Linked DNA regions of Homo sapiens: region 2 is linked to region 1. A link is a contact called in ENCODE Hi-C or POLR2A ChIA-PET data. All regions are on one chromosome and are shown on one strand. Each heading gives the region's core, a stretch centred on a gene start or an enhancer-like site at or near the end of the contact. The rest is flanking DNA. Distances are from core to core; before and after follow the strand shown.

What was found. A loop is a pair of places that touch in the nucleus more often than their neighbours do. ChIA-PET counts read pairs that join two places held with the same protein, here RNA polymerase II (POLR2A). Pooled maps may share reads with other maps.
Region 2: a pooled map shows a loop between it and region 1 (2.9-fold over the local background). The contact joins the enhancer-like site here to the promoter of MYOZ3-AS1 in region 1. A Hi-C loop is called at or near these places in 3 of 50 pooled maps. POLR2A ChIA-PET finds 5 or more read pairs at or near these places in 4 of 52 experiments (GM10248, H1, PC-9 and 1 more).

The regions. Positions count from the first base shown.
Region 1 is chr5:150,671,219-150,678,749 of GRCh38, forward strand. It overlaps MYOZ3-AS1 (MYOZ3 antisense RNA 1), which reads right to left and starts at 1,251. Exons shown (of 4, transcript NR_186487.1): 1 at 898-1,251. MYOZ3 (myozenin 3) reads left to right here. Exons shown (of 7, transcript NM_001122853.3): 4 at 379-432; 5 at 537-690; 6 at 1,122-1,284; 7 at 5,489-7,531. The coding sequence ends at 5,657.
Region 2 is chr5:150,786,426-150,793,956 of GRCh38, forward strand. All of the region lies in intron 1 of SMIM3 (small integral membrane protein 3), which reads left to right. Among named protein-coding and RNA genes, the nearest start is that of SMIM3, 11 kb to the left of the region's middle. RefSeq lists enhancers at 2,730-3,709, 3,710-4,688. Within about 2 kb of position 3,951, at least 22 of the 41 ENCODE cell types and tissues checked have a DNase peak (open chromatin) inside an H3K27ac peak, as active enhancers do; they include PC-9, where a contact is called at or near this core.

The sequences.
Region 1 (7,531 bases), core at 1-2,500:
CAAAACACCCGCCTTTGCTATGTGCCTAAGACAATGCTAGCTAAGCACTTTGCAGGTATCTCATTTAATGCTCATAGACCCCTCTGAGGAAGAGATCTTCATCACCATCATCCTCATTCTATCGAGAAGGACATTGAGGCTCAGGGAAATTAAGTATCTTGCCCGGACTCGGCATTACAATAGCAATTAACATATATCGAGTATTTCTCGGTCCCAGGCACTGGGTTTAGCGTTGTAAACTAGTAACTCATCCTTGTTCCCCGATGATGGGCGTTAGGATTCTTGCCTCCCCCCGACCTTTTTTTTTGGTGGAGGGAGAACCCTGGTCCCCTGCCCCGCTGAGCTTCTCTGCGGTTTATTCTACCCCCTCGTTCCCAGATGCTGGCCGGAAGCGCCAGGAGGAAGGTGACTGGAACAGCGGAGTCGGGGACGGTGAGCGTGGAGGGGAGCTCCCTGGAAGGGAAGCTGGGGGAAGGGGAGCGCGGCTGGGGGCGGGAGGTCGTCGGTGGCCTCTGAGAACCCGCCCCTGTGCCCAGGTTGCCAATGCCAATGGCCCTGAGGGGCCGAACTACCGCTCGGAGCTCCACATCTTCCCGGCCTCACCCGGGGCCTCACTCGGGGGTCCCGAGGGCGCCCACCCTGCAGCCGCCCCTGCTGGGTGCGTCCCCAGCCCCAGCGCCCTGGCGCCAGGTGAGTGGCCTCCTCGGGTCCCGGGACCAGGGCTGGGGGGCCTGAAGCATGGGTGTGCTCCCCATGGGGCAGGAAGAGCACCCAGAAGGCTAGTCCGCCCCCTTCCCCAACACACACGCGCACGCGCGCACTCCCCTCGCCAGACCACGAGCCGGAGGGGCGCCGCGCCCCAGGTCACACAGCGAGTCAGCCAAGGCCAAGACCAACCCGCGCTGCGAACTCGTGGCTTCCTCACTGCAGTCCTCCGTGTTTCCTGGGATGGGGAGGGGTCTCCTGTGCTGGAGCAACTGTGGCTTCCCATTCCCGCCGTCCTCTCCCCTAACTCCGATCTTCCCTCCTCCAACCGCGTCCGCGGAATGGGGGTGGGGCGAGGTGGGGTTGGGGGCTGAGGGTGGAAGAACGGAGGCGCTCCCTTCCCCCCGCGCCCCTAGGCTATGCGGAGCCGCTGAAGGGCGTCCCGCCAGAGAAGTTCAACCACACCGCCATCTCCAAGGGCTACCGCTGCCCTTGGCAGGAGTTCGTCAGCTACCGGGACTACCAGAGCGATGGCCGAAGTCACACCCCCAGCCCCAACGACTACCGAAATTTCAACAAGTAAGGCGGGGCGGGCAGCCCGGGGGACAGACCGGGAGGGGCGGGAAGCCAGTCACAGCCACAGCGGGAGCCTGCGTTTCCTGAGCACTTTCTGCAGGCCAGGCTCTGTCCCCAGCGCTTTCTATTCATTGACTGAGCTCTGGCTGGAACAGCGCCTCCGCACCTGGTAGGTGCTCAGTTAACGTGGGAGAAATGAAGAGTGAAGGTGCCGCACATCTTGGATATTCTCCAGGACATGGTGGGCGGGTGCTATGAGTTTTCCTGTTCTGCAGATGAAGAGGCTGCGGCTCAGGAATATGAACAACCCGGCCAAAGCCACAAAACAAGGAAGCACCGGCAGGGCCGGGATTCAGGTCTGGGTTTGTCTGACTCCAGAGCCCAGTGCCTTGTTCTCCATGGCTGCTGTGTGCTACCTCTTTGATGAACATCTAGATTTGTGTCCTTCTCTGAGGGGTCCCCAGATTTCAGCAGTTCGAGGCCAGCTCAGCTTTTCCTTTCACCAATGGCCTAGAAGAGGCCAACAAGGTAGCTTTGAGGCTGCCCCAAAGTGGAGAGTGGCAGTGAAACATTGGACGCCAGAGTGAGGGCCACAGCGCAGTGGCCTATATGGGTTTAGAGCGTGAGGCCTCCACGTGGACTTGAATGCAGACCCCAGGCCTGCCCGTGTTGACCTTGGGCAAGTGACTTAACCTCTCTGAGCCTCCATTGCCCCACCTGTAAAATGAGGGGTTTATAGTACCTGCTTCATAAAGTTGCTATGGAGATGACACGAGAAGCCATAGGTAAAGTTTCTGGCAAGTAAGACACTTGCAACAAACAATAGCTATTATTGTTGTTGTTGTTATTATTATTATTTGAGACGGAGTCTCACACTGTCACCCGGGCTGGAGTGCAATGGCGCAATCTCAGCTCACTGCAACCTCTTCCTCCTGGGTTCAAGCGATTCTCCTGCCTTAGCCTCCCTAGTAGCTGGGATTACAGGCGCCCACCACCGTGCCCGGCTAATTTTTTGTATTTTTAGTAGAGACAGGGTTTCACTATGTTGGCCGGGCTGGTCTCGAACTCCTGAACTCGTGATCCACCCGCCTTTGCCTCCCAAAGTGCTGGGATTACAGGCATGAGCCACCGCCCCCGGCGTATTATGATTATTATTTACAGCTGAGATGAAGTTTGGACAGGGGAGAGCTTGAAAGGGATACATTTACCATTCTGCACTGAGGGCCTGAAAACAAACCATAGGAATCAAGACAGGAGCTTGGCACTGGGGGAAGGCCTTGGGCTGAGGAGTGCATGTTAACTGCATTGGCTTCCTTGGTCTGGTGCTATTTTTGAATATGCTCCTCTGGTTTGGGCTGCATTTAGTGAGGAAAAGGGGAGTCCACAGAGAGGACGCCACGGTCCTGCTCTTCTGGCATTTGCTCAGACCACACGTGGAGACTGGGTCTGTCTAAGACAGACGGGTGGGCGCCAGAGCCTAGCTAGGCCTGGAAAATCAGCACATATGAGGAAGGGCTGAAGGAACTGGGGGTGATCTGCCTTGAGAAGAGACAGCTCCAGAGGGATGTGACTGCCCTCAAATATCTGAATAGGCAGAGACTTCCTGATGGGAAGAATTGGGCTTAGCATGCGCTGTGTGAGTCACGAGCCATTAACAGACATTCTGGAGTTCCCTGGCAGGCAGGACTGCCCTATCTCCTCCTGGGCCCTCAGACCCTGCCTGCCCAGTCATTTGAAACCTGCAGCAGACATTCAGTCCTGGCAGGCAGCTTCCAGGCTGGGCCACTCAGGTTGCATCTCCCACTGATCTCATGCCTCATGTATGACAGCAAGGCACATTCCCACCAGCAGAAAGAGGCTCTTAGGGAGCCCTGCATCCAGACCTCTTCTGAGGGAGAAAGACCAACTGAGGCATAGAGAAGAGAAACAGCAGTTTGGGTGGCCAAGATGTGCTCAGCTTCCAGGGTCCTGGGCTCCCAGTCAAGGGCCTGACTGTGGGCCTTGCATGGCTTGGACACCACCCAGCCTGTTCCTGTGAGGCCTGGCTGTTGCCACCAAAACTGGGGTGGTCCAGGCAGAAATGCTTTCCTGGCTGGGACTCAGGCCCTGGCTCAAGGTTTGTCTTTCCACCCCAGAGGCAAGCACTCTCCTCTTCCCACTGGTCCCAGGCTGCTGGAAAAACAACACAAGCAATGATTTTTATTTTTCTTAAAATTAAGAAACAGTATTAAGGCCGGGCGCAGTGGCTCATGCCTGTAATCCCACTTTGGGAGGCCGAGGGAGGCGGATCACTTGAGGTCAGAAGTTCAAGACCAGCCTGGCCAACATGATGAAATCTCATTTCTACTAAAAATACAAAAATTAGCTGGGCTTCTTGGCACACACTTGTAATCCCAGCTACTCAGGAGGCTGAGGTGGGAGAATCGCTTGAACCTGGGAGGCGGAGGTTGCAGTGTGCCGAGATCCTTCTACTACACTCTAGCCTGAGTGACAGAGCAAGACCCTGTCTCAAAACAAAACAAAACAAAACAACAAAAAAAAGTATTATTAAAATCACATACATAGGTTCTCTTTTAAAAAATGTTAGGCAAATAAATGTAGAGCCCCTTTGCTCACCATCCTCCAATCCCAGTTGCCTTCCCAAAGGTAACATGGTTGTCAGGCTGGCCTGAATGGGCTCAGAACATTTTGTGTGGGCAGCTGCATGCCTGTAGGGGGAATGGCGTTTGTGTGTGTGTGGGGGTGTGTGTGTTAATACTTTGCACTTCATTCTGTTAACTTGCTTTTTTTACTCAACATTACGCTTTCGAAATCTACCATACTAATACGTAGAGCTCTAGTTCCTTTTAAGCTGCTGTATAGTTTTCTTTTTCTTTTTTTTTCGCGGGGTGGAGCAGAGTTTTGCTTTTGTGGCCCAGGCTGCAGTGCAATGACACAATCTCAGCTCACTGCAACCTCTGCCTCTCAGGTTCAAGCAATTCTTCTGCCTCAGCCTCCCAGGTAGCTGGAATTACAGTCACCCACCACCATGCCCATCTAATTTTTGTGTTTTTACTAGCGACGGGGTTTCACCATGTGGGCCAGGCTGGTCTCGAACTCCTGACCTCAGGTGATCGGCCCTCCTCGGCCTCCCAAAGTGTTGGGATTATAGCCGTGAGCCACCGTGCCCAGCCTGCTGTATAGCTTTCTATCGTGTGAGCATGCTCTATCTGTCTTGCCCATTTCTCTGCTAGTGGACACGTGGGTTGTTTCTGGTTTGTCACTAATGTGCTGCTCAGGTCTGCATCCCAGTGCCTACGCGCCTGTGCTTTCCTAAGCCATATGCTCAGAGGTGAAGATGCGGGGTGACATAGTTCACACATTTCAGGTTAGAAAGATCCTGCCAAATTGTCTTCTGCGGTAGCAGCACTGGCTTACCCTCTAACCAGCAGCATGTGTGAAACTTTTCCCCCGCCATCTCACCAACTTTGCCCAGTTACCACATTATTTCATCGTGCCAGTGTCCTGGAGGAGAAATGGCATATCTGTTGTAATCTGCATTTCCCCCCTGATTTTCAGTGCTCTTTCTAATGCTCTCTTCTCTCTCTAGTTTTGGGCCTTTTGTCCTAAGGGGAGCTTACTGAAGGGGAGTCTAGAGTCTTGCCTAGGACAAGTCAATTCTGACTCCATCGGCTTCACTTCTATTGCTAAGCAACGAACCACCCAAGTAGGCGCAGACTTGGAAATGGGCAAAGTTGAAAAAAACCTCTTAAGATGTACAGAATTGCTGGGTGCGGTGGCTCACGCCTGTAATCCCAGCACTTTGGGAGGCCGAGATGGGCGGATCATGAGGTCAGGAGTTTGAGACTAGCCTGGCCAACATGGTGAAACCCCGTCTCTACTAAAAATACAAAAATTAGCCGGGCATGGTGGCACGTGCCTGTAATCCCAGCTACTCAGGAGGCTGAGGCAGGAGAATTGATTGAATCTGGGAGGCGGAGGTTGCAGTGAGCTGAGATCACCCCACTGCGCTCCAACCTGGGTGACAGAGCGAGACTCTGTCTCAAAAAAAAAAAAAAAAAAAAGATGTACAGAATCTTGCTGTATAGAAGGGAAAACTGAGGCTCAGAGAGCGGCAGGGAGGGGCCCATACATGGTGATCCACATGTCAGTGTACTGCTGTCCCTGTTCCACACAGCCCACCTCTCCTGCTGCTCTCTTTCTCCAGGACCCCGGTGCCATTTGGAGGACCCCTCGTGGGGGGCACTTTTCCCAGGCCAGGCACCCCCTTCATCCCGGAGCCCCTCAGTGGCTTGGAACTCCTCCGTCTCAGACCCAGCTTCAACAGAGTGGCCCAGGGCTGGGTCCGTAACCTCCCAGAGTCCGAGGAGCTGTAGCCCTAGCCTGAATCTTCAGTTCCCCAGTCTCGGGGGCCTGGTAACATCCGGAGCCAAGACTTGTGGACAGCACTTCACAGTTGAAGAAGGGCCTTCACACACAAAACCTGATTGCAAATGGCTTCAGAGGTCACCAAGTTCAGTCGTCCCAAAACATGGGTGTGTTTCAAAATTACCTGGGGATGTTGTTCCAAATCCAGACAACTGGACTGTCCCAGACTTGCAGCATCAGAGTCTCCTGAGTCGAGGAATCTGTATTATTAATAGCAACCAGGGCCGGGTGTCGTGGCTCACGCCTGTCATCCCAGCACTTTGGGAGGCCGAGGCAGGAGGATCACCTGAGGTCAGGAGTTTGAGACCAGTCTGGCCAAAATAGTGGAACCCCGTCGCTACTAAAAATACAAAAATGAGTCGGACATGGTGGTGCATGCCTGTAATCCCAGCTACTTGGGAGGCTGAGACAGGAGAATCACTTGAACTAGGAGGCAGAGGTTGCAGTGAGCCGAGATTGCGCCACTGCACCCCAGCCTGGACAACAGAGTGAGACTCCTTCTCAAAAGTAAATAAATAAATAGCAACCAGTACTCCAGGTGATTCCAGCATAACTTATCCATGGTTTGTGTCATTAGGAGTCCACATCCACACCTCTGCTCTTTCCTGTTCCTGTAGTGTACACTCCCCCGGTGACAGGGTGCTCACTGGCACCCCATCTTCCTGTGAATAACTCAAATAATTAGAAAATGTTCCTTTTACTGAGATGCAGTTGGTCTTCATCTATTCATGCTCTAAACAGTTCCTAAGCGCTGACTGTGCGCTAGACACTGCCAGGCCCGGGCCTCGAGGAGGAAAAGACAGTAGGGAAGACATTATAGAGCATGAAGTCACCATAATTTTCCCTAAAGCATGCTTATTGACAATTGAGGAACAAAGTGTTGTGGAGCAGAAGAAGGAGTCCCTCACCCTAGGTGTGAGATGGGATTCTGGAAGCTTCCTGAAGGATTTGAGTGGGACCTTGTGGGAGGCGTGAGAGTCCATGAAGGGGGTGTGAGGGGGAGGGTATTTCTGGAAAGTGGACCAGCATGTGCAAAAATATGGAACTGAGCACGGGTGCAGGGTGTTCTGCAGAAGGGAGAAGGCTGTGCTAGAGGAGCCAGTGAGGGCCAGCATGGGGTGGGCTTCACTAAGGAAATGGGGAAGGTTTTAGTGATGGGTCTTGCTGGGTGCTGTGTGGGGCGCATATTGGAGAAGGGTAATGCCAGAAGCCAGGAAGCCTGCAAGGGATGAGGCCATGGGAATGGAGAGAAGGGGCCACCCACTGGGCACCTAACAGGACAGGTGCAAAGTGGGGTGCTTATTAAGATTCCTTCTTTCCACTCCATTTTGAGCAGGCTGCTTAAAGTGGTGGTGATGATGATGATGATGATGGCAGCTTTATATCGAGTGCCTCAGTGCTTGGGCTGGTAGTAGTTTCTCTACATATCTTATTTCTAATTCTCAGAACAACCCTGAGAGAAAGATATTGTTGTCCCCACTTTACAGATGTGGATATTTAGGCCAAAAGGAGGAAGTGACTTGTCCAGGGGCAGACACCAAATGGGAATCTGATTCCAGTGGATGTCTCTTTTCAGTGCACTGGGTGGTCAATGCCCACTCGCTCTGAAATCATCTGACTGTGATGCCCTGCCTTGGAGTTTAGAAGTTGAGTGCAGGCTTGGGAGTCAGACTGGATGGGGTAGGTTCTAACTCTGCCACTGCTAGCCGGATGAACTTGAGCAAGTCATTTCACATCTCCGAGCCTCTGTTTCTCCAAGTGTAAGATGAGGACAAGTATAAAACCTCCTTTATGGGTTTGTTGTGAACACAGTGCAGGGCAC
Region 2 (7,531 bases), core at 2,701-5,200, 120 kb after region 1:
TACAGGTGCACACCATGCCCATCTAATTTTAAAATTTTTTTTGTGGAGATGGGATTTTGCCATGTTGCTTAGGCTGATCTTGAATTCCTGAGCTCAAGTGATCCACCTGCCTTTCCCTCCAAAAGTGCTGAGATCACAGGTGTGAGCCACCACTTGTAACCTCTATTTGATTCTTTTAAAAAAATCTGTTTATTCTTTCTTATAATTTCAAATTCTCTGTCAAAATTCTCAAACTTGGAGTTTTTTCCTCCTTGAACATAGTAAGCTAAGTTATTTGAACTATGTGTCTGTCTGATGACTCCAATATCTGGAGCCCCGGTAGACTTTTTTTTCTATTGTCTGTTGTTTCTGATTATTTTGTTTTTATCATCCTGTCTTTTTGCATTCTTGATTAATTTTGGTTATGTGTTGGACATTATATTTGTAAACAAAACATAATTTGAGACCTATCATGATGATATTGCCTCCAGAGAGGATGTATATTTGCTTCTACCAAGCACCTGGAGATTCCTTAATTTAATTTCAGGAGCTATGATAATGCAAAGCTGAGTTGTAGTCTCTGGGAGGACTAGTATACTTCCAGTTCATCTTTAGCACTAAGGGTGCTTTTTAAGGTCCAAGCTCAAAGTGCAGAAGTTTTACTCTCCCTCTCTTGGCAGTCTTGGACTCCAACTTTTGTCCCCTTAGTCTCCTGAGTCAGTACTGCTCAGTCTCCATTCTCCGGTAGGGGAAAATGACAGGCTCTCCTCCCTGGATTTTTGCCTTCTCCCAGAAAAGTGGGACCAAAAAAACCTAAATGAAGCTTAGAGTCCTGCTTTTTCTCAAGCAATGAAGACTGGTAATTCTTCATTATTTCATTAGCTCTTAGTGCCTTCCATCAGGTTTTTTTGGTCCCACTTTTCTAGCTGTCTTCAGTAAAAGGACTAGTCCAAATTGTCTAGTTCACCATTACCAGAATCGGAAGTCCTGATCTTTATAGATTGCGTATCTCTTCTTAATTCTCTAAATATGGAATGGCCTTCAGCTGAAAACAGTGTTTGACCTGGACTTAGAAGAAAGCTGTGGGTCTGGTATACTCCATGCTTATACATTGGGTCTGTGTGGACTCTTTGGAGGTAGCTGTAGTGTAGTGGTAAGTAAGTGCAGAATCAGGATTCCTGAGTATGAATCCTGTTCACTTAGCTTTATGATCAATGGCTGGCTAACCTCTCTCAGTTTTAGTTTTTATAGCTGTAAAATCCCCACATAGGATTTTTGTGAAGTTTTAATAAGTTAATGAATGGGATTTGTTAAGCAAATACAAATAGTACAAATTTGTGAAATAAAACAATTTATTTTTGTTTTTACAAATTTAAACAAATACAATTTGTTAAGCAAATGCTGGCTCGTGTGATCCTGTGTTTGAGGAAATAAGGGAAGTGGTATTTCACTTCCCTGTGCTTCTTGAAGCACAGAGTCATAAGGAGTAAGTAATAGTAAGTCCTGAGAGAGTATCTTGCAAATACCAAGTACTTGACATATGAATAAATGAATGAATATCCTGGACAGAGTTACTTATCATGATAATACTGAACCAAAAATAAAAACAGTATTGTCCTGTCAGAGAGGAAAAAGTTGCTTGCTAGAGAGTCTGACGAGTAGATAACACAGGCTTGTTGCCTTGAATCCAGTTACCCTAAAACTATCAACTTGTAGGAAATTTTAATTTATGAAATTTATATAATTTTTATATAACTAGAAAACTTGCCAAATGGTGGGATTGGCCGAAACAATGATTCTTTCTTTTGCAAAAAGAACTTTTAATTGCTTAAGAAAAGTGGTCCCAGAAGTAAAATTTGATGTTTCCTAATCAGGCAGTAGGGCTTCCCTTTGCCTGCCTAAACTGGATCAAGTGGAGTACTTAAAAGAGGGGATGAATTTTTACCTTTGGAAAAGTAAAATTTGACCAGGTGCGGTCACTCTCCTTTGGGAAACTGAGGTGGGCGGATCACTTGAGGCCAGGAGTTCAAGACCAGACTGGGCAACATGGCAAAACCTTATCTCTACAAAAAATACAAAAATTAGCCAGGTGTGGTGGCGCACACCTGTAGTCCCAGCTACTCAAGAGGCTGAGGCACAGGTTTGCTTGAACCTGGGAGGTACAGGATGCAGTGAGCTGAGATCACGCCACTGCACTCCAGCCTGGGCAACTGAGCGAGACTGTGTCTCAAAAAAAAAAAAAAAAGAAAAAAAAGAAAAAAGTTTTTTTCCTCTTTCGTAGAAACTACATTGCTTTTCCCCCCACCTTATATTTGGTCTTGTTAGTGGACACAAAATAGTCATTTTGGGATTGTTGACTTTTCCATTGAATTGGCTAAGTTACTTAACCCCTATGGACTGAGGAGGAGCAATGATGTGTCCAGTTCACAGGGCTGGTGGTATAGGGCCTGTGATCTGATGGGATGGCATGTTTGGTGCTAGTGGCTTTTCTGCTGGTGAGCTCAGGGTGGTTTCCGTGCAGTTTCTTAGACAAACTTATATTGAACATATGTCAAAGTTTATTATTTGTTAAGGAGGCAAATAGCAGATAAAGTATGCTGGTTCAAAATAATGAGAGTTTAGACCTGATTGATGTTTTACTTCCTATGGTTATAAAAACATCATATTCTTATCAGTGATAGGCATAAATTTGTGACATAAATGGTTTGGGCCATATCCAACATGAACCATTAATAAGAAATATCAAGCAATATATCTGTGAGGCAAATGATAAATTAATCTATGACTATTATATTAGACATACCAAGAAACAAGGTTTTATGCACTCATGACAGAGAGGTCAAATAGAAGTCAGCTAGGAGAAGCTTAGAGTCCTGCTTTTTCTCAAGCAAATATTTCTAGTGTGCAATTAAAGATGCTGAAGATATGGTTTGCTTAGCTCTTATTTGGGAGACAAAATTTTTCTTTGACAGTAGGGAGAGGTGGAAGCGACTGGAACCCATGTTACATGGGGAAGAACAGTGCAGCAAAGGACACGTTTGAGTTTCGAGAAGAGTGAAACAGGGAGATAGAGCTCCCTGTGCCCTCTGACACCCGACTACTTCTATGGCCAGCCTTAGAATCTTGGAACAGTAGCTCTGGAAGGGCCCTTGGAGAACATTGCAACTTGTGGCTTTCACACTATGTTCTGAGGAGCCCAGGGGGTCGAGGGGAAACTGAATAGTAGCACTGCCCTACCAAGTAAGCCCGCTGCACTGAGCAGGCATGCCAAAGGACAGCTGGGAAAAGTTTTTTCCAATTTTTTCAGTTAGAAGAAAGAACCGACTTTAATTTCGTAACATGCAAAGTTTGTGTGTTATGGTGTAGTATTATTTTTAGTTTGAATTGCATATGTGAAGGGGGTGGGCACCCTCATCTCTAGTGCTTAGGGTCTCTGAGGATAATGTATTCAGCTCTGCTGGGTAGGTAGGACTGCACGCTTCCCCTGCCAGGCCCCCACTTTCCAGGCTCTACTAGAGCAGCCTTACTTTAGCTGTTGGGTATTGGGGTTAGAATAACAATTTCATTTGCAAAAGAGTAATATTAGTACAGTCTAGGATACAGGTTACAGAAGAATTTCATTTATTCATCTACTTGTTCTGTTTTGTTTTAGTTAGGGGCAGCGACACGATCAGATCTATGTATTTGAATGATTATTCCCTTAAGGAGTAAGACTGCAGGAGGGAGAAGACCCCCTGGACCTCAGTTTCACCATCTGTGAAATGGCACTCATTCTAGCTTTAATGTTCCAGGATTCTTGATTGTGGATGAGCCCCGAAGCCTGAGTTCCTGTATCTTACAGGCTTTGCTTATGAAAATCAGCCAGGGTGATTACGTCTTCCTGGCATTTGAAGTCAGGAAGACTGTTTGATGTTAAAGGGTTTACAGGAAAGGACTCTTGTGGGGTTCCTTTAGTCTAAGGCAGCTAGCTGTTGATGTAGTCAGGAGACCACAAAGAATGATTTATCCCGCCCCCGGTCCTCTAACAGTTTCAGTCTCCTGTGACTCATGCTTCTGTGTCTTAGACCTTGGGGAAAGTTACTCCATTTCCTAGGCTGAGACAGGGCCAGCCTGTGCTTCTGTCTCCTCTGCAAGCTCGGCAGATAATCCTATGGCCCTGGGGAGCTTTGTCAGAGGCTTCTCCTTCATCTGGGAACTTGCCCAGATCTGCCCAGCCTGGCTGCAGAGCACCTGGGAATCAATTCCCAAATCTTAATGCCAGAAAAGGCCTTAGGGGTCTTAAAGATTTGTTGAGTCCAGAGGTTCCCAAATCTGGCTGCACGTTGGAATCACCTGGACAATGGGAAAAAAGGGCTCCTCCTCATCCCCTTTGAGTCTAATTCAGTATGTATGGATTGAGACCCAGAAATCAGTGTTCTTTTATACTGTCTTAAGGTCACTTACCATGGTATGTGGCATTTGGTGACTGCTGATCTAGTCTCATCTCTTAATTTTATTTGATTTTAAAATTGTATATGTGTGTTTTTACTTTTTAAGATGGAGAATTATTAAGACAAAAACAAAAAAAAAGCCTCTTTGCCCCCTTAACCCAGTTGGCATAAAAAATTAGAAGTAATAAATGCTCATGTTGAGAAAATTCAAACGGCATAAAATCATGTTTTATGAATGAAGAATGAAAAGCAAAACCTCTTATTCCTAGTCCAGCTCCCGAAAAGGTAACCACTATTAACACTTTCTTGAGAGTACACTCAGAAAGTAATTTTCCTGTATATATCCTCGCCTATTTCCCTACTTAATTCTACAAAATCTGAACCAAAGGAATCATCCTATACACAAGTGTTCTGCACTTTATTTTTATTTTTTCCACTTAAAACTTTTGGAGTTCACTACAGATCAGATTCCTCTTAAATGACTAATAAATAAATTAATTTTTTTATCTCAGTACTTATTTATTCCTCCTGCCTAACTGAAACATAATACCCTTTGACCAGTATCTCCCCATTCCCCCGACCTTCCAGCCTCTGGTGACCACCAGAGGCTTTGCTTTCTGCTTCTATGGGTCTGATATTTTTAGCTTCCATATATAAATGAGAACTTGAGATATTTGTCTTTCTGTGCCTGGCTTATATCCTTTAGCATAATGTCCTCATGTTCATCTATGTTGTCACAAATGGCACTAATTTCCTTCTTTTCTAAGACTAAATAATATTCCATTGAGTATATGCCACATTATCTCTATCCATTCATGGTTAATAGACACTTAGGTTTATTCCATAACTTGGCTCTTGTGAATAATGCTGAAATAAACATGGGAGTGCAGAAATCTCTTTGACATACTGATTTCAAATCCTTTGGTTATATGCCCAGAAGTGAGATTACTGAGATCATATAGTGACTCTATTTTCAATTATTTGAGGAACCTCCATTCTGTTTTTCATAGTAGCTGTATTAATTAAGTAAATTAATATTTGTAATGCATTTGGAACAATGATTGATGTGGAGTAAGTACTATATACTTGTTAAATGAATGAATGAATGGGTGAGTGAATGAATACATGAAAATTGTTGCATGGCATCCCATTATACAGATATACCCTTCTTTATTTTACTATTAGTGGACACTTGTTGTGTCTGTTGCCTTAACAAATAATGCAGAAAGTAACATCCTTGTATGTATTTCTTGGGTACTCTCCTTTGGGTATGGTGATCAATACCTTACTTAGGGTGGCAACAGTGGACATGGAGCCAAGGGCATTAGAAAGGAAAAGTTAGTGATTAGATAAGAATAGGAAATAGGATTGCAATTAGGAATTTTGCTTGGAACCTAGAATCACAGAATTATCGACCTTACATTTGAAAGGACCTGCAGGAGATAGTTCCAGCCTTGTGCCCTCTGGGCAGGGAATGTATTATATCGATGGTTCCCAAGCTGAGCACTGAAGTGTCCTGGGAGCCCCAGTGAACTCACTAGAAGGAGGGGAGTGCTGCAGGATGTTTAAGATTTTTGACAGAAGTAGTGATATTTGACAACATCTCTCAGACACTTTACAAATGATTAGCTTAAGATAGTTCACAGTTTAACACTAATCTTACTACATGCCTTTTGTTAATGTTATAATTTATGAAGTTGATTAAAAAAATTATTTTTGAGATAGGGTCTTGCTCTGTCACCCAGGCTGGAGTGCAGTGGTGTGATCATGGCTCACTGTAGCCTGGACCTCCTGGGCTCAAGCAATCCTTCCACCTCAGCCTCCCAAGTAGCTGGGACTACAGATATAAGCCACCATGCCAATCTAATTAGCATTAAATTAGATTAAATTAGAATTAAAATCTCACTATATTGCTCAGGCTGGTCTTGAACTCCTAGGCTCAAGCAATCCTTCCACCTTGGATTCCCAAAGTGTTGGGGTTATAGGCGTGAGCCATTGCACCCAGCCTGAAGTTGATTTTTTGGTGGTTGCATGGTATGGCAAGTACTGGGCAAAAATTAATGTGAAATAATAAGTGAGGATGGCATTGTCCAATATTATTCCAAAGTTTGAAAAGTTACACAGTGTCCAGCAGGTGCATATATTCCATTAGTAACTAGTTAAGAATGAAATAAAAACTGTTTTTTTCAATTTGCGTGTATTTTTTTTTTTCAAACAGCTACTAAGTTGTTAGGCCATAAATACATATTAAGTTGTTTGATTGTGTCATCTATGATTTCTTTCAGCAGCGTTTTGTAGTTTTCCTTGTACAAAACACTGCTAAAAAGAAATCATAGATGATACAAACAAATGGAAACACATTCCATGCTCATGGATGGGTAGAATAAGTATTGTGAAAATAACCATACTGCCAAAAGCAATCTACAAATTCAACGCAATCCCCATCAGAATACCACCATCATTCCTCACAGAATTAGAAAAAACAATTCCAAAATTCATATGGAACCAAAAAAGAGCCTGCATAGTCAAGGCAAGACTAAGCAAAAAGAACAAATCTGAAGGCATCACACTACCTGATTTCAAACTACACTATGAGGCCATAGTCACCAAAATAGTATGGTACTGGTATAAAAATAGGCACATAGACTAATGGAACAGAACAGAGAACCCAGAAATAAACCCAAATACTTACAGCAAACTGACCTTCAACAAAGCAAACAAAAACATGCAATGGGGAAGTGACACCCTTTTCAACAAATGGTGCTGGGATAATTGGCTAGTCACATGTAGCAGAACGAAACTGGATCCTCATCTCTCACCTCATACAAAAATCAACTCAAGATGGATTAAGGACTTAACTCTATGACCTGAAACTATAAAAATTCTAGAAGATAACTTTGGAAAAATCCTTCTAGACATTGGCTTAGGCAAGGATTTCATGACCAAGAACCCATAAGCAAATGCAATAAAACAAAGATAAATAGCTGGAACCTAATTAAACTAAAGAGCTTTTTCATGGCAAAAGGAACAGTCGGCAGAGTAAACAGACAACCCACAGAGTGGAGAAAATCTTCACAATCTATACATCTGACAAAGGACTAATATCCAGAATCTACAACGAA